Linked DNA regions of Homo sapiens: all the other regions are linked to region 3. A link is a contact called in ENCODE Hi-C or POLR2A ChIA-PET data. All regions are on one chromosome and are shown on one strand. The core of a region is the stretch at or near the end of the contact, and the rest is flanking DNA. Distances in the headings are between cores, read along the strand shown. Region 1 holds the start of SNX12 (sorting nexin 12). Region 2 holds the start of NONO (non-POU domain containing octamer binding). Region 3 holds the start of DLG3-AS1 (DLG3 antisense RNA 1). Region 4 holds the start of TAF1 (TATA-box binding protein associated factor 1). Region 5 holds the start of FOXO4 (forkhead box O4).

Evidence for each region. Hi-C counts contacts between places; a loop is a spot of excess contacts on that map. ChIA-PET counts read pairs that join two places held with the same protein, here RNA polymerase II (POLR2A). Pooled maps may share reads with other maps.
Region 1: a map of B cell shows a loop between it and region 3 (10-fold over the local background). The contact joins the promoter of SNX12 here to the promoter of DLG3-AS1 in region 3. A Hi-C loop is called at or near these places in 4 of 168 maps with a recorded cell type or tissue (B cell, naive thymus-derived CD4-positive, alpha-beta T cell and sigmoid colon), 3 of 37 single-sample maps with no recorded cell type and 12 of 50 pooled maps.
Region 2: a map of naive thymus-derived CD4-positive, alpha-beta T cell shows a loop between it and region 3 (5-fold over the local background). The contact joins the promoter of NONO here to the promoter of DLG3-AS1 in region 3. A Hi-C loop is called at or near these places in 1 of 168 maps with a recorded cell type or tissue (naive thymus-derived CD4-positive, alpha-beta T cell), 2 of 37 single-sample maps with no recorded cell type and 8 of 50 pooled maps.
Region 4: a map of naive thymus-derived CD4-positive, alpha-beta T cell shows a loop between it and region 3 (12-fold over the local background). The contact joins the promoter of TAF1 here to the promoter of DLG3-AS1 in region 3. A Hi-C loop is called at or near these places in 1 of 168 maps with a recorded cell type or tissue (naive thymus-derived CD4-positive, alpha-beta T cell), 2 of 37 single-sample maps with no recorded cell type and 15 of 50 pooled maps. POLR2A ChIA-PET finds 5 or more read pairs at or near these places in 2 of 52 experiments (CD8-positive, alpha-beta memory T cell and activated CD8-positive, alpha-beta T cell).
Region 5: a loop to region 3 is called in a map of CD8-positive, alpha-beta T cell, with 6 times the contacts of the local background. The contact joins the promoter of FOXO4 here to the promoter of DLG3-AS1 in region 3. A Hi-C loop is called at or near these places in 1 of 168 maps with a recorded cell type or tissue (CD8-positive, alpha-beta T cell), 1 of 37 single-sample maps with no recorded cell type and 6 of 50 pooled maps. POLR2A ChIA-PET finds 5 or more read pairs at or near these places in 1 of 52 experiments (HCT116).

The regions. Positions count from the first base shown.
Region 1 is chrX:71,066,909-71,069,693 of GRCh38, reverse strand. It overlaps SNX12 (sorting nexin 12), which reads left to right and starts at 1,360. Exons shown (of 4, transcript NM_013346.4): 1 at 1,360-1,552. The coding sequence starts at 1,388. RefSeq lists silencers at 1,145-1,364, 1,204-1,397.
Region 2 is chrX:71,282,353-71,285,133 of GRCh38, reverse strand. It overlaps NONO (non-POU domain containing octamer binding), which reads right to left and starts at 1,499. Exons shown (of 12, transcript NM_007363.5): 1 at 1,413-1,499; 2 at 681-737.
Region 3 is chrX:70,454,626-70,457,325 of GRCh38, reverse strand. DLG3-AS1 (DLG3 antisense RNA 1) reads left to right here and starts at 1,332. Exons shown (of 2, transcript NR_109801.1): 1 at 1,332-1,381. All of the region lies in intron 9 of DLG3 (discs large MAGUK scaffold protein 3), which reads right to left. RefSeq lists silencers at 2,155-2,384, 2,122-2,548.
Region 4 is chrX:71,364,921-71,367,620 of GRCh38, reverse strand. TAF1 (TATA-box binding protein associated factor 1) reads right to left here and starts at 1,264. Exons shown (of 38, transcript NM_004606.5): 1 at 1,127-1,264; 2 at 8-122. The coding sequence starts at 1,246. RefSeq lists enhancers at 1-654, 1,173-1,222, 1,713-1,762, 1,931-2,500 and a silencer at 1,383-1,572.
Region 5 is chrX:71,094,473-71,097,172 of GRCh38, reverse strand. It overlaps FOXO4 (forkhead box O4), which reads right to left and starts at 1,322. Exons shown (of 3, transcript NM_005938.4): 1 at 192-1,322. The coding sequence starts at 644.

The sequences.
Region 1 (2,785 bases), core at 111-2,610, 610 kb before region 3:
GCTGGGATTACAGGTGTGAGCCACCGCGCCCGGCCTGCATATGCTGTTTCTTATTCCAGAAATTACCTTTCCCTATTTCCACTCCTATTTGTCCTTTATGTCTTTTCATGTCTGTTAAACTCAGATGTTTCCTCCTCCAGGGGAACCTCCCCTAATTTTTCCAGTTATACATTTCCTATGTGCTGCTTTGAACATTTACTTATTTTGTATTTGTCGCATTATATTAGTTTTGTTTACTTGTCTCCCTTGCTAGAATGTTAACTCCTTGAGGGCAGGGACTCTTATTTAACTCCAGGATTTTAGTGTTTAGCATGGTGCTTGGCACGTATTTGCTTAGTGGATATTGGTTAAATTGAATTAAACAGCAATTGTGAAATTGTAGGGCCTCATACTCTGTTGAAAGAATTTCAGGCATCAGTGATATGGGAAATATTTTTTGAGTAGAGGAGGGCAGGGGAAAGGTGGAGAAAGGATGACCTGAAATCATCACCCAGTCTACCCTTTAATGTGGAGCATATGTAAATTAGTCATATAAATATTAATATTTCTATAGATATTCTCATGTAAACATTTATTCTATCTCCATTATGGGTTGCAAGCAACCTCAGAGCAGTGCCAAGTATGGAGTTCTGCGGAGTAGAAATAGAAGGTATGAAATAAGTACCCTCAATTTGCTGATAAATGTAAGATTGAGTACACCTGGAGTGTGGCAACAAGGAGTAAGATATGCCCAATTTTCCTGAAAAGTAAGAGAGAAATGTCTTTCTTTACCCCATCCTAGTTGCTTGCTGCTTTCCTGGCGCCATACGTAGTGCTGAGTGCGCCATTGTGTGTGGCGTGAACTGAAACCATCAGTGGCACAGGTGGGACGGCTACGTTATAGGTTCTCAGTACTATTGTTGGAACCCCACCCTCCATAGACCACCCTTCTATTTTCGCGGAAAACCAGGACTTATTCAGGTCACTGGGCTTCGGCCTATCACTGTAGGAGCCTGGCTCACGGGGCAGTGCCCACTGTTGATTGATACACGGTACGAGACAATTTCTTGGGTTGAGGAGCCGCGATTGGCGGAGCCAGCCTGTGCTGCTAGGCAGGGTATTGGGTACTGCGTATTGGGGATGCAGGTTCCCGGGTGGCCACAAACATCACCCGGAAGCCTGAATATGGCCTCCACTCTACAGGGCGCGCAGCAGTCAGCACGGCCGCTATTCAGAGCCCGGGGCCCAGGCCCGTGCGGCGTGCGCGTGCGTGCGTGGGCGCGCGTGCGCGCCGCCGCCGCCTGTGGGTTGGCTAGTTATTTTGCAAGCGGGAGGGGCCGTGCGCGCTCCTGCCTCAGGCCTCTGTCCCCCACCCCCTTTCCCCGGTCCCAGGCTCTCCTTCGGAAAGATGTCGGACACGGCAGTAGCTGATACCCGGCGCCTTAACTCGAAGCCGCAGGACCTGACCGACGCTTACGGGCCGCCAAGTAACTTCCTGGAGATCGACATCTTTAATCCTCAGACGGTGGGCGTGGGACGCGCGCGCTTCACCACCTATGAGGTTCGCATGCGGGTGAGTCACGGGGTGAGGGAGACAGCTGAGGGAGGACCGGGCGGCGCGAGCGGGAGGGGGGAGGGAGGCTACCGCGGGGGCAACTAACGGCGGGGAAGACGCCTTAGGGGTCATTTGGGGGTTAGGGGTATAATAGGCTTGGAACGAGGTCTGCCGATTCAGTTGTGGCCGGAGGATGCAGAAAACTCCTGAGGGAGACATCGGACGGGGATGCAGGAAAGCTACCCATGAGGAAGTGAAGCATGGCTGGATAGGGTGGGGTGGATGGAAAAAGATTAGAGTGAGGAATTCAAGGAGATAGGAATCACGGCTGTAGCGACTGAAGGAAGGGAGGGAGGATGGAAGAGGGCTGGGGGATGGAAAGCCAAGGCGATATATCGCTGAGCTCCATAACTAAACTAGGTTGTGAGAAGTCTGAAGAGGGAGGGCAGGAAGGCCGGCTGCTTTCTAATGAGGTCTCCCTGGGATAATGGAGTAAAGCAAAGCCTTGAATTAAAGGGAAGGTAGATTCCAGAAAAGGCAGACAGTAGGCTTGTGGGAGCAGAAATAAGAAAGGGAGTCTCCTTGAGACCGAGCGCTTTCCTAACTTGTGTCGGATCAGCATCTGAAGGAGAGAAATGTTTTATGCTTAAGTTTTCGCAGATACTACGTGCTGTCTCGCCTTGAAACCTGGCCTGGCCCTGGGATTGGTGCCTTGTCAGTCACTGCTTTCATTCTATGTGGATCCTTTAGATTTGAAGTATCCAGAATGTTTATTTCAGTATTTATTGACTCTCGTTTAGGTACTTTGTATATGAATGGCTTTTTGCCCTTTCTGTCCTAGATTACCCTTTTGGATTCTGACCCTGGTCTGTAGTTACTTTAATACATGACATTTCAGAATTGCCCAGGAGTGGCTTCTTCCAGCATGCATGATAGAGGACTTTACTCTCTAGTGCTTAGCCCATAATGCAAGGATGGAATGTGCAGATAGAGTACTTGGTTTGCAGGATCTTTTGCCCACTTGAAGTGGTTATAGGCAAAACAGTTTGAGAATCATTTTCTAGTTTTCCTTATGTTTTCTTCTCAGACTAAAAGGCCAGAATATTCTCTGTGGACAGCATCCTGCTCAAACAGCATTGAAGAACTAAAAGAGTGTATGTGCTTTCATTGTTGAAGGAGTGAATTGAATGAGAAATTGTGGTCTCCTACTTGGGCTTTGAAATCTTATTGAGAAATTATGATTTCCAGATT
Region 2 (2,781 bases), core at 250-2,749, 830 kb before region 3:
AAGCACCTATAACAGTGCCCACCAAGTAGCAAGTACCTTGAGAAGTATTTCTTCCTATCACCTACTTCTGATGACCACCAATATAATTTGGAAATATGTGCAGAACCCTCTTCAGAGTAATAAATTCACTGTCGCCTAAATACTGGGCCTCTGAAAAGAGAACACAGCACGAAGATCAGCAGCAAAGATTACTGTCTACTTGTGTCCCTGAGACTAATAATCCTGATGAAGAATTTTGAGAGAAAACACGTATTGCTGGTTGAGAAAGACTCTAACCACTGGGCATGCTACAGTTAAACAAATGTTTAGGTAGAGGACCAAACACTACATCACACATATCTGAAATCTAAATCTGGTATAAATTTACAAGACTGAGATGGCTGCCTGGATGGCCAGCCTGAAAGCTGTAAAATGAACTAAGGTCCTTCTCTAAGAGTTTCTTAGGACTTTTCATTTAATAACAAGGAAGGTGGACAAGGACACAGTATAAATATAACCAGGGCCCCCCCACTAGAGTTGCCAGATTTAGCAAATAAAATACACAACCCACAATTAAATTTGAAATTTAATTGAAAACTATGCAACATATACTTAAAAATAATTGGTTGTGTAGGTGAAATTCTAATTCAACTGGGTGCCCGGTGTTTTGTCTGGCAACCCTATCCCTTCCTTACACCTACCTCAACTTCGATTGCAGACAGCAAAGTGCCTCCCAGTTCCCTCTAACCTCGACTTCTCTGTTAAAAACACAAAGAAACGTGTCAGGTTATGGTAAGAGTTTCTCAAACTGGAAAATAAAATACTCGATGCGAAATCCATAAATTTAAGTTTCATTTTAAAAAGTGATGCTATATAAATGCGTCAAGGAGCTAGGCGGTTAGGACTTTAGAAAAAGGGCATACAGAAATCTGACTACGAAAGCGGCGGGCTCTGGATATGCAGAGGAACTTTCCAGCTAAGAGTTTTGACAAAGAAATATCGCTTGAGGGGCCCCACTTGCCCATTCTGAATTAATGGCCTCGCGGGGCCGAGAGGAGGAGCGCCCGACAAAGCGCCTCCTCCTCTAACCAACCACGACTTCAGCGATCTCTCATAATAGACCCCACACCGTCGGGCCCAGGGCGGCTCAGAGGCCGGCAACTTACTGACACGGGTAAGATTCGGAGATGAGTTGCACAAAGAAACAGGGCAGGAACGAAAATGGGGAAAGCCCGAAGCGAAGCGAGTTGAGAAAGGTGGCCCCCCGCGGGTGGGCTGAGAAGGCAGTGTGGCGGCAGAGACAAGGCCTCAAGGGGCCTCGGAAGCGCCATCCACCCTCCAAACCTAGCTTCGCCCTAGCCTCTTCCTTCGCTGATTGTTCCAAGAAATCCCACTACCCTCCCAAACAAGAACCAAGACGTCCCAAAACTCACCCTCTACCGACTGGTATCTCCTCGGAGTAACGGCGACGCTACACGGCCTCTCCCGTCCCGAGAAAAGAGCGCGCGACCGCCGGAAACGAGACGACGGAGCTCGGTGCCTGCCAAGGGGTACAAAATGGCGTTCTCGATTGGTTAGCTAAACTGCCAATCAAGGTTTAGCTCCCGAGGCGGAATCATTTTTCCGCCATTTCTTAGATTCTATTGGCTGCCGAATGCCAAAGGCTTGAGTTCGTGTGAACGACAGATGGGGACAAAGAGCGAGGCTTTGTACCTAATGCGCATGTGCAAGCGGCCTGGCGCGTGAGACGGGAAAGGAAAGGGGGAGGGGGAAAAGGAAAGGGAGAGGAGCTGGGGGTGGGGGTCGGAAGGAGAGACCTAAACGAACTGACTGAAAGACTGAAAGACCAAGTGGTGGGAGGGGGAAAGGAGAGGAGAAAAAGGGAGAGGAAAGTGGAAAGAGGGAGAGGAAGGGGAGAAAATGCGCGCGTAGGCGTGCTCGGAGCAGTCCTGCACTGCGCCTGTGCAAGAAGCAAGAGTAACAATGTCATTGTATTCAATGGAATAGATTTGGCCTTTTCCTACTGAAAAAAATGCCCCGCCATGTTTCTTTTTTCACACTTCCTTGTTAGGGCTTGCATCCTGACACCCCATACTTAATCATATTTCTAGATGCTTCTCCTGTTGCTGGGGCTACTCGGGAAACGCAACTGAAATAGTCAACTCTTTGGTCATGGTTACAGACGGGGTGGGGGAGGAGGGGGTGCATCATACCTTAGGCTCTGCGTGATTACACAGAATTGTAACCAGCACCCTCATTTCCATGGTAACCAGAAAACCTAGCAGTCCAAACATCACTATTGTTCCTATGATTTACTGAGAGATTCAACAGGTGTCATCATTGCCATGGATATATTGTAGGCCTCTAGATCAGACTGTATATTCCATAGGAGGCCTATCAGTAACTAACCTTCATTGTTTCAGTAATGCCTAACTCGCCCCGCCCCCGTGGTTAACCAAGGACTACAAGGATCAATTGATAAGTATGTGTTGTTAATTCCCATTAATTAATTCACACTCAGGGTTGCAGGGTATCCCAATGGGCACCACCTTATGTGGGGACACAATGATCTAGACTTGGGCTGTTCAATAGAACTGTGTGCAATGATGGAAAGGTCCTATGTCTGCTGTGTTCAATATGGCAGCTACTAACTATAAGTGGCCATTGAAATATGACTAATGCAACTGAGAACCTGAATTTTTAATTCCGGCTAGGTGCAGTGCTCATGCCTATAATCCCAGTACTTTGAGAGGCCGAGACGGGAGGATCGCTTAAGCCTAGGAGTTCGAGACCAGCCTGGGT
Region 3 (2,700 bases), core at 83-2,582:
CACATCCATCTTTCTTTCCCTTACACTCTTCCTAGTCTGTCCTCTGTTAATTCCCCAGTATCCTTCCTGTTGCTCCTCCACTTTTAACTAGGTGTTAGGTCCCTCAGGTGTTCACAAGCATGGTCTGTCCCAACTGGTAGACCTCAGGATTAAGCTGATTTGCTGACCCTCTGATGCTGACCTTCAGCAACTTTCCCTTCTTAGACAAGTTATATCTTGGCTCTCTTGTCATTGTTTCAGTATGCACAATGAAGAATTGGACCACTTGATCCTTTCCAGCTCTCACATTCACGTGAAGAAAAAAAAATTCAAGTAATGAACACTTACTTGGCCAATCACATGCAAGGTCTCTTGCCAACCAACATACATGTATTTGGATTATTCATTTTGTAAATACCCACCGTGATGTAATCCTCTGAAGAACCACACTTGTTTATAAATTGATCAACATGGAGTCCTTATTTTTAAAAACTAGCACTTTACCAAAGAAAATTTAGAGCCCAACACAGAATGCTTGACAGTCCCTCTGGACCAGTCTCCAGGGATCTGTTTTCAAAAGGGGAAAAAAAAAAAAGCTTTTGCATGTTGGGGACTTGCTGGATTTACCAAACCAAAGGAGGAAGTAAGATTGATTGGGGTGGCAGAGCCTTAACAACAGTGGTTCACCTAAATCCTAAGAGAAGAAAGGCCTTATTTGGCAAGTAGTAGAAAGAACTAGCATAAAACAGCACCTCAACCTACATTATAAACTCTCAGAAATATGCTCAGAGAGCAATAAACACTGCAGGAATCCCCTTACCCTGGACAACCTGCAGCTTTTTATGCAAGCCAGTTGCATTCCCCTAACAAGTCATAGAAATATGTAGTCACTAGTATCCAGCATACCCCCACCACACACAATTCACAGTATTGTTTCCATGTGCCCAACATCAGAGAGCAAAACCGAAAGAAACATCAATTTCTCCTACAACATACACACACAAATACGCAAGAAAAACCATTTCCTTTGCAGAACCTGTGTTGTCTAAGTTGTGGGCATGAAATGCACAAATATTAGTTGCTAATAAAAATCAGACGGTTAGCTCTGTACTGGAAAGCGAACAGCACACACATAAATCATAAAAAAACAATATCCCTAAGGTGCGTTCCTGATCAGTAAGCTGAAAACCAAACAAGGAGAGAAATGACTCAAAGTGTCCATTTGCATCCCTCTTTCTCATTACCTCAGACCAACAAGCTCTCTCTCCTGTGAGTTACCTCCCTGCACTTCTGTCCTCGATCAGAAGAGCCTCGTGGAAAAGGTCGCAGGCTCTCTCTTCTTTCCCTTCAGGATCTTGAGGCACTGAAGGAGCATGGGGGGAGGGGAACGGAAAGGACAAAGGTAGGCGCTTTCCATCCCTTTCGGCTTGGCGACGGGGCTCCCAGCCTCTCCCCCTCTCATCGCGGAAATAGAGCACCTGCCAGGGAGAGGTCGGTCCCTTCCACCTTAGTAATCGGCCCACAGGGCCTAGGTGTCCCAGGAGCCCAGGCGCTGCAGCCCTAGGGGACAAAGGGGAGGAGGAGGCGAAAGAAGTCGGGAATGGTACGAATCCCTTGCAAACAAAAGGGAGGGGGCAGAATACCAAGCCGGTCGCGGCTGTTCTCAGAGGTGGACAGGTTGGGTGGAGAAATGGGTGTCGGGGGAGGGGAAGATTTAGAAAATTCCTCTAGGGCAAGGGATTAGGGAGCTGCTTGGGGGCGCAGCAGCCAGCAGGAAGGGGGCTGAGGCAGGACAGAGGCCCTGGGGTGAGAAGGGGGCACAGCTCGCTGTGGGGGAGAGGTGATGGCTAAGAGGTGAAGGCCAGACTGGGCCCAGTGTAGGGTGAGGGGGCGCTGAGCCCCGCGCGGCGCTCCGAGGGGCCCTGAGGAGGGTCTCAGAAGGAGCCTGGGGGCACGCAACGAAGGCATTCGAGGGAGAGGGCAGAATTGGGGCACGCAGTGTTGGAAAAGAGGCTGAGAACAGAGCCGTAGAGAGGTTAGGGGGGACTGCGAGGGGGCCTGACCCCCGTCCGCCCCACCTCACCTGGCGCCGGGTCGGAGTCCAGATCTAGTGCTGAGAAAGCGCCAGCTCCGGCCAGTCCCTCCGTCCCGCGCGGGAGACCACGGACACAAAGCGGGGCGCGCGGGAGGAGGGGAGGAGAGAGGAGGGGGAAGGAGGGAGGAGGAGGAGACGCCTGAGGCGCGCGATGGGGGGAAGGAGGGGCGCCTGCCGCCCTCCTCCTGGGTCAGGGGGCGGGGCATGCGGCTGGAGGCCGCCCTCAGCCGGCCAATGGCCACTCCACTGGCCCGCAGGCTAGGGCGCGCCTTCCCGCGGCTCACCTCGGCACCTGGGCCTCGGTTGGCCCCAGCCAATCAAACGCCTTTATTTGCATGACCAGCCCCGCCCATTCGCCCCAGCCAAGGACTGCTCACTGAGAATACAAAGAAGGCCCCCCGGAGGGGAGGGAGTCGACTCCAGTTGGCCTATCCCAAGGGCATAGTATCACCTTTTCAGCGCGTTTATGGGTCTTTCACGGTCATCTTGATGAGGGGAGGGGAGTGGGGGTCACAGAGGTTTGGCCCAAGATCTCTTAAGAGGTCGGATCTCTTCTACCTGAGGTCCTTCTAACCAAGAGCTGCTCTCCTCTTCCAGGGCACACAGTTCCCAGTCTTCTCCTGTGG
Region 4 (2,700 bases), core at 15-2,514, 910 kb before region 3:
ACTTCACCTTCATCATTTACCAAGGCACCGTCAGTCCCGGTCAATTCTTCATTTGCCGTGAGTTCAGTGATCAGGCTGCCCAGCCCCAAAGCCCCCAAGCCTGCCAAGTGCTTCTTACATTCCTGAAAAAGGGACAGCACGAGTCGAAGATAACAACTAAACCTACGACTCCCACACCACAGGACTTATTTCCCTGGTCCACGACAAAGTCACAAATCCACATGAAAAATGACTGTGCAGTGTGCCAAAACAAGCAACACGTTCGAGAACTGTAATATACATCTACCAAACTCCGCATCGATCAGATCTTTATTAAAGCACCACAGCCAACTGCATCGCCCACACTTTAAAGTATACTACAAGAGAAGACGAATCAAATAACTACTGCCAAGACTGAATGAATGGAACGGTCGTTCTCGGAACGAGGGCCGAGGCAGGGGGATCAGTGGGATTGGAGGCGTCGAGGCGGGGCTCGTTCGGTCCCTGTTTCGCATGCGCCTGCGGCACAGGAGGGGCCACAGCGGCCGACAGCTTCACTCCTCAAGAAAACGGGCCTAAGTGAAGGCAGGGTAGTTTCACTAGGGCGCAGGACACTATTTCACGAAAGTCAGTGAAGACGCTGGGAGAGCCACCTAAAAGGCGCACTGTGACCAGGAGGCCCGCTCGGGTGCTAGGAACACCCCATTGTCCTAAGCCTGAGGCCGGAACCAAACGAGCGGGAGGCAGGTCCTGTCCAGTCCTCTGGCTCTATAGAGCCATCTCAGGGCAGCGATGTCAGAGGGGCAGGCAGTGTCAAGAATCTCCAAGCAGGTTACGGGTGGGAAGCCATCTCAGTAGGCGAAACCAGCATGTGTCCTACTGTCTGGTCGGCAGAGCGCTAGCTCCAAAGCCACTATTCCCTGCGCCCCTGGCCCCGGGCTCGCCTCGCGCTCTCTTCTGCCCACTCTCCCCCAGAACGATCACTCCCACGCCACGTTGCTCCCGCACCCATGAGGACGGGATCCTCCTCCCCGGCGTTAGCTGCGCCCTGTTCTCGCTGCCTGAGCACCCTCTCCTTTCCTCCCCGCACCTCCTTCCTCTGCTTAGCCCCACCCCCCGAGCCCTACCCCCACGCCCACCCCCTCACATCATCCAAGACGCTTTCCCCCTCCAGCTGCCCGGCTCCATTGATGTTGCCGAAAAGGAAACCCGCTAAAGAAAATGGGCCGCCTCCAGCGGAATCTTCGTCGCTGTCCGTGTCTGACATGATGGCGGCAGCAGTGATGGTAGCTGCTGTCCGCAGCAGCAAATCGCAGCCGGGTCCCATAGACCGGAAATAAAACAACAGTCGCCCAGAAGTGACTTACTGAGCTCCCTTACCCTACCAGCCTCTACCGGAAGCTCAAAACAGAGGGGAAAGGGAGGGGGAAGTGGGGAGAGGGGAGGGGGAAGGGGGGGAAAACCCGGAAAGACCGGCTATCCTAAGAGAAAGAAGTAACTACTTTACTAACGGCTTTTGATTCGACGCTACGGGATCAGGAGGATGGATATGTGGAAAGCGGTTGGTCAAAGAAAATATTCAGTCCCGCCCGCTCCCACTGCTCCGCGCGCGAGCTTTCTCACGGCACCGAATTAGAGCAGTGGCTCTTCCTCCAATCAGAAGGAGCTGCTCGAGTCACGTGGCTTACGCGCAGGCAACCTCGGGTTCCTGTACCACAATACCCGGAAGTAAGGGTAAGAGCCGGTCTTTGTGCTGCGTGCAATTTCACCGGTCCGTCCCAAGGAGAGACTTGACGTAAATTATACAGGCATTCCCGAGCTATGCAGGTTACTTGTTTTGAGTTGACATTTTTCCCTAGAAATTGATTTTTTGACCGGACGCGGTGGCTTACGCCTGTAATTCCAGCACTTTGAGAGGCCGAGGTGGGAGGATCGCTTGAGCCCACGAGTATGAGGCCAGCCTGGACAAGAAAGCGAGACTCCATCCATACACAAAATCAAAAAAATTAGCCAGATGTGGTGGCCAGTGCCTGTAGTCCCAGCTGTTGGGGGGTCTGAGGTGGGAGCCAGGAGTTGGAGTCTGCAGTGACCTGTGATCGGGCCACTGCACTCCAGCCCGCCTCAAAAAAAATACTTGTTCCCCCAACGTTTTATTTCGGAAAATGTGAAAGTTTAGTAAAATGAACAGCTGACCCCTCACCTAGACTCACAATGGTTAACATTTTGCTAGGATTTTTGTTTTTCTAAACCATTTATGGGCATCTTGTTCTTCACTCCTAAAAATAAGCATCTTAACTATGGAACCAAAGTACCTTTATCACAACTTTAGGAAGTAAGTCAATATTATTTAAGGAAGAGTCCGCACTTAAATTTCCCCAGTTGTCCTAGTTGGAACATTTTACGGGGTTTCGTCATGTTGCACAGGCTGGTCTCAGACTCCTGGGCTCAAGCAATCTGCCCGTTTCAGCCTCCCAAAGTGCTGGGATTGCAGCCATGAGCCAACACCCCGGCTTTCACCTTGCTTTTTTCACATATTATGATAATATAGACTGAAATAATTTCTTTACCACATCATAGCACTCTTCCTCATTCTCCCTTTTTTCCAATACTAGGATCCATTCACGTTTCATGCATTGTATTTGGTCATCTTCCTTTAGTCCAGAATCACCTGCCTTCTTGTTTGTTTTTCATGACACTAAATATTTGGAAGAATCCAGGCAA
Region 5 (2,700 bases), core at 73-2,572, 640 kb before region 3:
AGCACCGAGTGTGGCATATACTATGTACTAAGTAAATGTTTGTCTAACTGGAGATTGAAGGTGGATCTCTGGGCTTCCCAAAGGGGGTGGGGGTGGGAGGTAGTAAAAGGGGCCCCAGAGTAGAAGTAAGGGAGGCTAGGGGGTCCAGGGGGTAGATGGTGTTGGGAAGAAGGTAAGAGGGTCATAATTACCTTCCATCCTGCTGAGCTGTTGCTGTCACCCTTGTCCTTGAAGTAGGGTACAGTACGGACCATCCACTCGTAGATCTGGGCAAGTGTCAGTCGCTTCTCCGGGGCGCTTTCAATGGCCTGGCTGATGAGTTCTGCATATGACTGATTTCCCCAGGCATTCCGGCGGGAGCCTCCCTTCCGAGGACCTGTTACAGCCCCCAGGATTCCGGGCTGGGGGCCCCCGGCCGGCTCTGGGAGCCGAGAGGGCAACAGGATCGGCTCTGAGCGCCCCTCCGTGTGTACCTTTTCCCCCAGATCTGGCTCCACCTCGGGCGGCTCGGACGGCTGGTTAGCGATCTCTGGTCGGGGAAGGGGCCAGGTGCAGGAGCGGGGACGGCTCTGGGGTTCGAAGTCGGGATCTAGGTCTATGATCGCGGCAGCCTCTGTGGCTGAATTCTCATTCCCCGGATCCATACGTGGAGTTGGACCTCCCCGGCTCAGCGTTCAGTGAAGCCTGCCACAGTCCCTCACGATGCCTCCCCTCAGGGGGGAAGCATCGAGGGCCAGGAGGCACATTCCTGCCAGTCTTCAGAAAGTCGCGAACTTCCCCCTAGTCCCAGGACGCTAGTCCCTAAGCTGTCCCTTCACACAGTTCTCCGATCCCCTTCCCGACTACAGCCTGTAGCCTCAAAGCTCTTTCTGAGATGCCACCTGTAACCTCTGCCGAGCGAAGACACTTTTTCTGCAACCTCTCACTCAGCTTCCTGCTCTTTTAAACCTGAGGCACTGTATCCCCTCATATATTGCGCTCCCATCACCGAACGTCTCCTTAGCCGCAGTTCCCTCCCCCTTTTAAGTTGCTGCCCCCCGGACACTCCTCCCAAATTTCCTCCACCCGGATTGCTGCCCTCCCCCACGCCCCGCTCCCCCGCGTCACTTGCCCCTCCCCTGACTCCCCCTTCCCCCGCCTCTTCCCTTCTCGCCACTCTTACTAGGGTCCGGGTCCCCGCGGCTGCGGCCTCCCTTATTCCCGCACCGATTCCCCTATCAACCCCCCCCACCCCCCGCCCCCCGGGTTTCCCTTTTGTTTTGCTCCAAGCAGCAGCCCCCTCCTGACGTCTCTGTTTACCACTCGCCGGGGCAGCCATCTGCGCACGCGCCTCGAAAGCCAGTCGGGAAACCGAGTTCTGCAGTCGTGCCACCCTGGTCACTCTTGAGGACTACATCTCCCGTCCTGCTTCGCGGCCAGGAGCCCGATACGGCGGCAGGAGAGCGGCGTGGCAGGATATAACGAGGTGGAACTTTAATTATTAGAAGTCGTCGCGGACTCTTTCTTTTCTTAAGAATCGTTTTTCGCCCTTTCCCCCTTTCCATTGTCTCCCTTGTGATTCAGAGTCGTGTAGGTGACCAGATTGAGAGGTGCTAGCCCTTTCCCTCCTTCATTTAGGAGACGGCAAAAGGGAAAAAATTATTCTCTTAAAGATGCAGGAGACCAAGAAGCAAGAAGCAAGGAACTGACTAGAAAATAGGATGTATGCACGTTGGAGAGTTGGGTGGGGGGCTTGTGTAACATAAACAAATGGTTAGCCCACGGTGGTGTTCCTCCTCACCCCCTTCCTCCTCCCTCCACCCGCCTTCATCCCCCCATATGCAGTTCCCACTGACAGTGAGGTCTCACTTACCAATCAGTTTCCTCCACTGGCTCTTCTGGCTTTCCCTTCAACACCGATATTCTCCAGGTTCACATCTCCAACGGCTTCACTTCTCATTCAACAGGTCCAAACTCATTATCTGTTCCTGCACCCGCACCCCTATCCTCTGGCTACCCTTATCTCTGAATTTGACTTATGGTAGTCCTGATCTACCCAGTCTCCCAAGCTCCAAGCAGCAGCTTAGAGGTAATTACCCATTACTTCTTCATCTCCGTAACTTTCTACATCCAAATCCCAGTTCAAGACCTATTTATAACTGCATTTAAATTGTAGGATCAGCCGGGTGCAGTGGCTGACGCCTGTAATATCAGCACTTTGGGAGGTCGAGGCAGGCGGATCACTTGAGGTCAGGAGTTTGAGACCAGCCTGGCCAACATGGTGAAACCCATCTCTGCTAAAAATAGAAAAATTAGCCTGGTGTGGGGCACGCACCTGTAGTCCCAGCTACTTGGGAGGCTGAGGTGGGAGAGTCGCTTGAACCCAAGAGGTGGAGGTTGCAGTGAGCCAAGATCATGCCACTGTGCTCCAGCCTGGGTGACAGAATAACACCCTGTCAAAAAAAAAAAAAGGTGCAGTATCATCTTAATTGGATCTCCTTCCATCAGTCTTTACCTCACTACAGTTTATATTCAGAGCTGCCAGCAAGGTTACCGTTCTAAGAAACATGTCTGGTAATTATGGCTAAAATTTATGGAGCCCTTATTATGTGCCAGTCTCTGTGCAAATTGCTTTACGAACATTAGTTCATTTACTCCTCAATCATTTACTCCTCAATTCAACCCCATGAGGTAGGTACCACTATTATCCGCATTTTATAG